Linked DNA regions of Homo sapiens: region 2 is linked to region 1. Evidence: chromatin loops called from intact Hi-C (ENCODE). Cell type or tissue: heart right ventricle. All regions are shown on one strand. Links, peaks and the distances in the headings refer to the core of each region. The heading gives the core; the rest is flanking DNA. Region 1 has its middle 140 kb from the start of LINC02205. Region 2 has its middle 28 kb from the start of LINC02896.

Region 1 (4,397 bases), core at 279-4,278:
TGGTCAAGTTGATTCCTAGGTATTTTTTTGTAGCTATTGTAAATGTATTTCCTTTCTTGATTTCTTTTTCAGATAGCTAGCTATTAGTGTATAGAAATACTACTGATTTTTGTATGTTGATATTTTTATCCTTAAATTTACTAAGTTACTTTATTAGTTCTAACATTTTTGTGTGTGGAATCTTTAGAGTTTTCTATATATAAAATCATGCCATCTATAAACAGGGATAATTTGACTTCCTCCTTTCCAATTTGGATGCCCTTTATTTCTTTCTCTTGTCTAATTACTCTGGCTAGAACTTCCAGTACTATGTTGAATAAAAGTGGTGAAAGTGGGCATCCCTTTTTATTCCAGACTTCAGAGGAAAAACTTTCAACTTTTCCCCATTCAGTATAATGTTAGCTGTGGATTTGCCATATATGGCCTTTATTGTGGTGAGGTATTATATATTCCTAGTTTGTTGAGAGTTTCTATCATGAAGGATTTTGAATTTTAATGAATGCTTTTTCAGCATCTATTGAAATAATTATATGGTTTTTGTCCTTGATTCTGTTAATGTGATGTATCACATTTACTGATTTGTGTATGTTGAACCATTTTTATGTCACTGGGATGAATCCTACTTGATCATGGTGACTGATCTTTTCAATGTGTTATTAAATTTGATTTGCTAGTATTTTGTTGAGGATTTTTGCATGAGTGTTCATGAGGGATATTATCCTGTAGTTTTCTTTTGTTGTTGTTATATCTTTGTGTGGTTTTGGTATCAGAGTAATGCTGGTCTTGTAGAATAAATGTGAAAGTATTCCCTCCTCTTCATTTTTTCTTTCTCTTTCTTTCTTTCTTTCTTTCTTTCTTTCTTTCTTTCTTTCTTTCTTTCTTTCTTCCTTTCTTTCTCTTTCTTTCTTTCTTTCCTTCCTTCCTTCCTTCCTTCCTTCCTTCCTTCCTTCCTTCCTTCCTTCTTTCTTTCTTTCTTTCTTTTCTTTCTTTCTTTCTTTCTTTCTTTTCTTTCTTTCTATGGTTTGGCTGTGTCCCACCGAAATCTCATCTTGAATTGTAGCTCCCATAATTCCCAGGTGTTGTGGGAGGGAGCCAGTGGGAGATACTGAGTTATGGGGGTGGTTTCCCCCTACTGCTCTTGTGATAGTGAATAAGTCTCACAAGAGCTGATGATTTTATAAGGGGTTTCCCCTTTCACTTGGCTCTCGTTCTTTCTTGCCTGCCACAGTGTAAGATACGCCTTTCTCCTTCTACCATGAGTGTGAGGCCTCCACAGCCACATGGAACTGTGAGTCCATTAAACCTCTTTTTCTTTATAAATCACCCAGTCTCGGGTATGTCTTTATTTGCAGTGTGAGAACAGACTAATACATATAGTTTGAGTAGAAAAAATGGTGTTAACTCTTCTTTATATGTTTAGTAGAATTTAGCAGTGAAGCCATCAGGCCCTTGGCTTTTCTTTGATGGGAGCTTTTTATTACTGCTTCAATCTTATTACTCATTATTTATTGGTCTGTTCAGGTTTTCTGCTTCTTCATGAATCATTCATGGTAGGTTGTATGTGTATAGGAATTTATCCATTTCCTTTAGGTTTTTCAATTTGTTGGTGCATAGTTGTTCATGGTAATCTGTTGCAACTACTGTGGTAGTCATAGTTTGTATTTCTGTGGTATTAGTTGTAATGTCTCCTTTCTCATTTCTGATTTATTTTGAGTTTTTTTTCTTAGTCTAGCTAAAGATTTGTTGTCTTTTTAAAAAATCAGCTTTTTATTTTGTTGACGTTTTGCATCATTTTCCTCATCTCTATTTTATTTATTTCTGCTCTGATCTTTATTATTTCTTTCCTTCTACTTGTTTTTGGCTTAGATTGTCTTTGTTTTTCTAGTTTTTTGAGGAATGAGGTAAGGTTGTTATTTGAGATCTTTCTACTTTTTTGATATAGGCGTTCATTGCTATAAGCTTCCATCTTAGGACTGCTTTTGCTGTCTCTCATAGGTTTTGGTAAATTGTGTTCTCATTCTCATTTGTCTCTAGAAAGCTTTTAATTGATAAATATTTCTTGAATGAATGTGTTTTTGTGAGCATGTGTGGATGCACACCCGTGTTCCTATGATGGAGTGAGCCCCACCCCAATGCAGGGGATGTCCCTAATGTGCATCCAGGCCCCAGCCACTCTGTACACAGGTGCCCTACACCGGGAAAAGGCTGGCTCCCGGCGTGGTAGGCCAGCCCCAGCGTTTGCCCAGCTGGTGGGCCAGGAGGTGCAGCAGCCCAACATGGCCACATGGTGGGGGAAGATTCCCTTCCTCTCCTCCTTCTCCAGGCTGGGAGCGCTATGCCCTGGGTCTCCCTGCTGTGTCCACCCTCTCCATCATGGGCCACCCATCTATGGTCTTTCCCTTAAAGACCATAGACCCTGCAGGTGGACCCGCCTCCTTTCCACACCTGTCTTTGAATCTGGACCTGCCTTCTGGGCCTAGTTGGGATGGAGAGGACCATCCTCAAGCAGAGGATGTCTGGGGCTCATCTTGGGCCCTTTGCCTTTCCTGGGAGGAGGAGCCCCTTACTCCCACCTCTCTCCCCAGCATGCCTTTGTGATTTGAGACATACCCTACACAGCCACACTGTACCTTCACTGCACCCTTCTAGCCAAGCCCAGAGGGTCAAAGACCTCAATCCAGGGGGGCTGCAGGGAGCCTGATGTGGTTGTTTCAGCAATGTCTGCAGCGAGGATGCTGTGTAAACAGGCATTTGTTCAATCACTGTATGGACATCCTGTTCCGGGAGGCCTCAGGATCTCCTGGCTTCAGGGAGGGCGTATTTACCTGGTGTGCCCTCTGGATGATAGATGGAGAATGCAGCTGGGGTCAGGCCCTCCTGGATCAATGTGGCTGCTCCCTGCTGTGGGCATCTCAGAAGGGCAGAGACTCTGGAACTGGAATCTGACCTGGAGCCTGGGATATCAAATCAGCTTGGGGGAAAGCTGGCCAAGTGACCTTGGTGGCCAATACTTGACCCTAAAAGAGACTGACCTGCTTGAGCCCAGTGGCATCCCCACCCTTATTCATCTGCCCAACTTTGGGACATTTATGGGGAACCCATAGGCTCCCCAGAGGCTACCTCCACCCTGCCTGGAGCCTTCTGCATCTGTCAGGCCTAAGCTTCAGATGGTTCCCCACCCACCTTCCACCACCCAAATCGAGCTGGCATTTGCGCATCTCCCAGAGGCACGAGTTAATGGTGGGAAAGTGCTCTGTAACAGCTGGGCTGGACAGGTGTGTGGAGAGTTATTACACCGCAGAGGGCCTAGCAACGAAAGCCTGTGGGGGAACTGCCCTCCCCACCCCAACCTTCCTGCTTTAATTCCAGCAGGGGCTGTCATGTCGTTATCTGTAAAAAGTTGCCTGTCGTGGAGCCAATGGGTGGGCGAGGCTGTCTTTTAGGGGCCTTGCCCAGTGATGGTAGAGGGGAACCGTCGATGGAAAGCCCAGGGACGGAGGGCCAGCCCTGGTTCATCCCCTGACCAACCACGTGGTACTGGGAAGGTCTCCTTCTCTTTCTGGCCTGTGGTTCATGGCAGTGCCTGCCACGGAAGGCTACTCATCCAGTAGATAAGAGTCACAAATGGCCAGGCGTGGTGGCTCACGCCTGTAGTCCCAGCACTTTGGGAGGCCGAGGCGGGCAGATCGTGAGGTCAGGAGATCGAGACCATCCTGGCTAACATGGTGAAACCCCGTCTCTACTAAAAATACAAAAAATTAGCCGGGCGTGGTGGTGGGCGCCTATAGTCCCAGCTACTCGGGAGGCTGAGGCAGGAGAATGGCGTGAACCTGGGAGGCAAAGCTTGCAGTGAGCCGAGATCGAGCCACTGCACTCCAGTCTGGGCGACAGAGCGAGACTCTGTCTCAAAAAAAAAAGAGTCACAAATGCCAGCCTTCTGCTGCAGAAGGCTGGGACTCTGGACAAGTCCCTAAACATGGTTTTCCTAAAAGATGGACATCCTGAGGAGTGTGGCTGCCTTTGGGGTGAGCAACAGGCCTTGAAGAAGAGAAGCTGCTGGCCCTGAATATCAGGGGGCAGAGGCTTGTGGAGAACCACCCTCCAACCCTGGTGTGGGCAGAAGCAGCGAGCCGTGCTGAGAAGGTGGGTCATTGGAGGATGGGTGCTAACTAGGCATCAGGTTTGTGGGCATGAGTGGAAGGCAGGTGGAAGGGCTGCCATCAGGAGGAGCAAGGTTTTAGAGGCCTTGGCAGCCAAGTAATGGGCATAATCTTTATTTGCTTTTAACAGAGTGAGATATAATTTACATGTCATACAATTGACCCATTTAAAGAGTACAATCTGTGTGTTCAGAAGTATGGAACCATCACCACCATCAATTTGGGGACCTTTTTATC
Region 2 (4,397 bases), core at 288-4,287, 870 kb after region 1:
CTAAGAACAGCCAAGGCAACTTTGAAATAAAAGAACCAAAATTGAGAGACTTATCTTGCCAGATAAAACAAATTATTATAAAGCTATTGCAGTTAAAACAGTGTGATGTTGCTCTAAGAATAGGCAAATACACCATGGAATAAAACATAGAGCCCAGAAATAAACCTATAAACATAGGCAATATATAACAGGTATGGAATTACAAATGAGTATAATGAATTTTTCTGTAAGTAATGAATGAAGAAATGAATTATTCTATAAATAGTAATGGGAAAACTGGCTAACCACTTAAGAAAAAGGTAAAATTAGGCCTTTTCATCACATGGCACACACACACACAATTCAAGCAGATTAAAGATACAAATGTGAAAAATCAACACTTTTAAATTTTTAGAGAAAAAATAAATAGAAGAAATACAGAAGAATATTTCAGCATAGAAAAAAACATTTAATCAAAATACATTAACTACAAACTATATAGGAAATTTTTGAAATTTTAGAATATATTAAAATTTAAAATTTCTGCCTAACAAAGACTTTTATAAATGAAATGGAAAAGTCACTGATTGAAAAAAGATATTTTACCAACAAAGGATTAGTATTTAGAATATATAAAGAACTTCAACAAATCAGTAAGAAAAAGACAAACAATCCAACAGAGAATTGTGCAAAACATATGAACAGACAATTTACAGAAGAAAATAGTGACATGTATTAAAATAGACTTAATCTCACCAATAGTCAGGGAAACAAATTGAAACAATAGAAAGATTCCATTTCACACCAATCAGATTGGCAAAATCTTGCAAGTCTGATAACAAACTTGAAAGAAACAGGGAAAGGGAGTGCCTCTACTTGATGGGAAGGTGTATTGGTACAACCACTTTAAGGAGGAATTTGAGAATATCCTGTAGATTTAAAGATGTGCAAACCTCTCAACTCAGAAAAACCAATTATAAATAACCACCCTAAGGACAGTTTCTCACATGTGCAAGTACGAAGGTGTTCATCCAAGTCCTGTTTGTAATAGTGAGGAAGTGGAAATAACTATCACTAGGAGAATGAAAATCTAAAATGCGATTCATTCACCCAATAGAATATTATGCAGCAGTTAAAATGAACCAGACATATAATATTACTTCTCACATTTATCCACTACACTTTATAAATTCTACCTCCGTGATGTCTATTTGCTCCTTTCCATTCCCTTTATGCCAAGGCCCTGTCACAATTTTTGCTTAGATGATGCAACAGAGGCATAACTGGGCTCCCAGCTCCACATTGGCCCCTGGAAGTCACCCAGCAGCCAAAGGCATCTTTCCAAGGCATGCATCTGACAATGTCACTTGCCTACTTAGAACTCTCCCATGACTCTCTGAGACCTACAAGACAGAGCCCAAATGTCTCAGCAGAGCTTACAAAAGCCTCATCTTTCACCCAACAACCTTTCCAATCCAGCCTCACAGGACTGTCTGTGGTTCACCAGACATGCCAGCTGTTCAGCCTCCAGGCCTTGATTGTGTGACTTGCTCTCTTGGACGGGAGTGAGCTTTTCTCTCGCAGCCCCGTCCCACCCAGACTTATTTGCCTATCAAAGTGGATCAGCCTGGCAAGTGTCCACATTCATCTTTCAAGGCTCAGCTCACAAATCTCTGTGAAGAAATTTGCACACACCCATACCCCACTCCCCACTCCCTTATTCTTTTGTTTTCTCCGGCAATCCTCCAGCCACATCTCGAGGCACAAGACCAGGTTTTCTTCGGTGTGGGAACCAAGGCAAGTCACTTTCCACTCAGAGCCAAAGTCCACCCCTGTGCAACAGCACAGACCATTCTTTCCAGCTCTTCACGTAAACTAGCACACACTGGAGAGTTCTGGACATGGGTAGGAGGCTGCTTCCCTCTCCCAGGTGCCACTGCCCCTTCCCAGCCTTGTCAAACTGTATCAGTTTCTGTGGCTGCTTCTTGACTTCCATTCTCTGCATCCCTCATCAAGTTCATTCTCTGGAACCAGCTCTAAAGACTCACGAGTTGAGCCTAAAGATTCATTGTGTGAGAGCATCAGGAAGAGTGAACTGTGCCCAGCTCTGGCCCCCAGGAGAAGCCGATTGCACGGATGCTCAAAGCCAAACTCCCGAGTTCTCCTTCACTCCCACACAGGCAGCCCAGAGGTCCAAAGAGGAGGAGGCAGAGAAGACGCCATTGCAGAGGAAAGGAGAGAACCAGGAGAGCAAGCGTGGGCAGCCACCAGGGAGGAAAGAGTCTTGTTGAATGCTGCAGGATGTTCTCATAGCGTAAGGCCAGATCTTTCTGACAATAAACCAGAAGTAGTATCATCACCCCTGAACCCTACCCAAATGGTTTTAGGGCTATATTCTTGTGTAACTCTTTTTTTTTTTTTAATCTGTATGATAACAAGTCCTTTCTGTGGAAGGCTGATCCTGTTAAGTGGAAATCTTTTTGCCTGGTGAGCACCTTGACAGGTTTGAGTGTGTGCATTTGCAGGTTGGAGCAATGCTGAACTGCTCTGCAAAACAGAAGGAAATGTATTTGGACATCCAAGGGAGAGAAGGAGAGGGCATCCAAAAACAAAAGGAGGAAAGAAGGAAACCAGGAAGGTAGGGCAAGGTTAGGCAGTGTGGAGGGCAAAGAGCTGGGTCAACATTTTAAAACAAGGAAGGCTGCTGCATGATTCTAAATTACGTGTGGGGCGACGCTCACTGTGGCTTGCTCCCAAAGGGAAGTCTGTCATGCTCCCAGATCTTCATGTATGTGGGTCTCTTGGGGGTGGAGCAGCAATGGACTGATTTCACTTCTGGGCCATGTGAAGTGAAGAGAGAGAGAGGGTTACTGGATTTGCACCTCGAGAACATAGGGTCCCTCAGGGACTCATAGCAATCTTTGCAGGAGTGAAGGGGGCTTTGGAATGGGGATTCAAGCCATTCTGATAGATCTTAAGTGCCCCCAGTTGACATCTGGCTCATGCTTGTTAAGTGCAGAGCATCTAATAAACTCAGAGAAAACTGTTGACCTTTCTAAAGTATATCAAAGCCCTCTAGCATATCATTTCCTGAAGAATAAATGAACAAGTACACACATCTACCATGGCTTGCATGGTGTTTAACACTCCTTCCTTGCACTTGGCCACAGACCACAGCCACCCAGAGTTGGAAGAATCCACAGAGAAGGCCCAGGTGAAAACCCATTTACAGATGAGGCAATGGAGGCTCAGAAAGGAAAAGCAACTTTCTCAAGGCCACACAGCTAATGGGTACAGAGCTGAGGCTCAAAGCCACATTTTCTGCCCCCCTGGTTTCTGTTTTTTCCCCAGAGTACTGCGGTTGCTGTGAGTTAGGCTGAAGCCAATTTGGGTTTGAGGGCATTTCATTAAAATGTGTCCTGGGAGTCAGAATAGGAGACAACGAGGCCTTGTTTTCTAAGTGAATCTCCAAGGGTTACGAGTTCCAAGCAAACACATTCCTGAATCTTTGCCACCACATTTAAAACCAGACTAGAAAAGTTATAAATGGGCTTTTTCTCTCTACAGATAAGAGAATCACAGAATGCTAGGTCTTCAAGAGACAGACTAGTGGGGTGTTTCCCTGGCCAGATTCCCTCTAGCCAAAGAATCTGAATTCTCCACCATGCACCTTTAAAGTTACTGTAGACAGATAACAGATGTGTGTCTATATTAGCTTCTCCAACAAACATTGTAAATATTTTAAAATCTTTTCTAGTTCTTTAATCAGAGAAAAACAACAATAGGCATTACACGAATTACATTCAATGTTTTGCAAAATATCTATTTATTTAATTAATCAAGATTCTTTAAGAATGGCATAATGTGGATAACTAATGAAGCCAGGTTCTGGGTACATAGGGCTTCATGATCTTATTCTATTTTATATATATATTATATATATTATATATAATATATATATATAAAATATATATAAGATATATAGAATATATTATAATAGAATATATATATTATATATAAAATATATATATTTAAAATTCCATAGTAAAAAGTTGAAACCATATGTATATTTTTAAGTCTGCTTCTCAAGTTAATGTGTCAGAAGTAAGGACTTCCATTATAAACATTTTGCCTATGGATTTTAAAAGTGCCAAATTGCCATCAACAAGTTCCAGTGTGTAGACCTATGCTTGTGTCAAAACTTTCATTTTAAAGATGTGAAAATTGAGATTCGAGATGGAGGGAGATGGCTGGGGGCACTGCACAACCACCATAAGTTGAGGTAGCAACGATGTCTCGTTAATCTTTATCACCATCACTTTACACTTGCATGCACATACATATGCACGCAAAGCACTGAGAGGGTATTGATAAATCCCATTTGGATGGCTCACATTCTAGACTCCCTGCCTCCCCGA

Evidence for each region. Hi-C counts contacts between places; a loop is a spot of excess contacts. Peaks named below come from ENCODE experiments on the same cell type or tissue, not always from the same donor. Only the 100,000 strongest peaks of a DNase experiment are listed, where the experiment ranks them.
Region 2: it touches region 1 in a loop (2.9-fold over the local background); 16 of 110 quality-filtered maps call a loop at or near these places.

What each region holds. Positions count from the first base shown.
Region 1 is chr15:70,361,021-70,365,417 of GRCh38, reverse strand. No RefSeq gene overlaps it. Among named protein-coding and RNA genes, the nearest start is that of LINC02205, 140 kb to the left of the region's middle. RefSeq lists an enhancer at 2,909-3,408. In heart right ventricle, for the core only: CTCF peaks have their summits at 2,063 and 2,267; a DNase peak (open chromatin) is centred at 2,237; H3K27me3 peaks cover 1,545 bases.
Region 2 is chr15:69,488,295-69,492,691 of GRCh38, reverse strand. No RefSeq gene overlaps it. Among named protein-coding and RNA genes, the nearest start is that of LINC02896, 28 kb to the right of the region's middle. In heart right ventricle, for the core only: no CTCF peak of the experiment used is centred there; DNase peaks (open chromatin) are centred at 1,428 and 2,166; H3K27ac peaks cover 1,126 bases.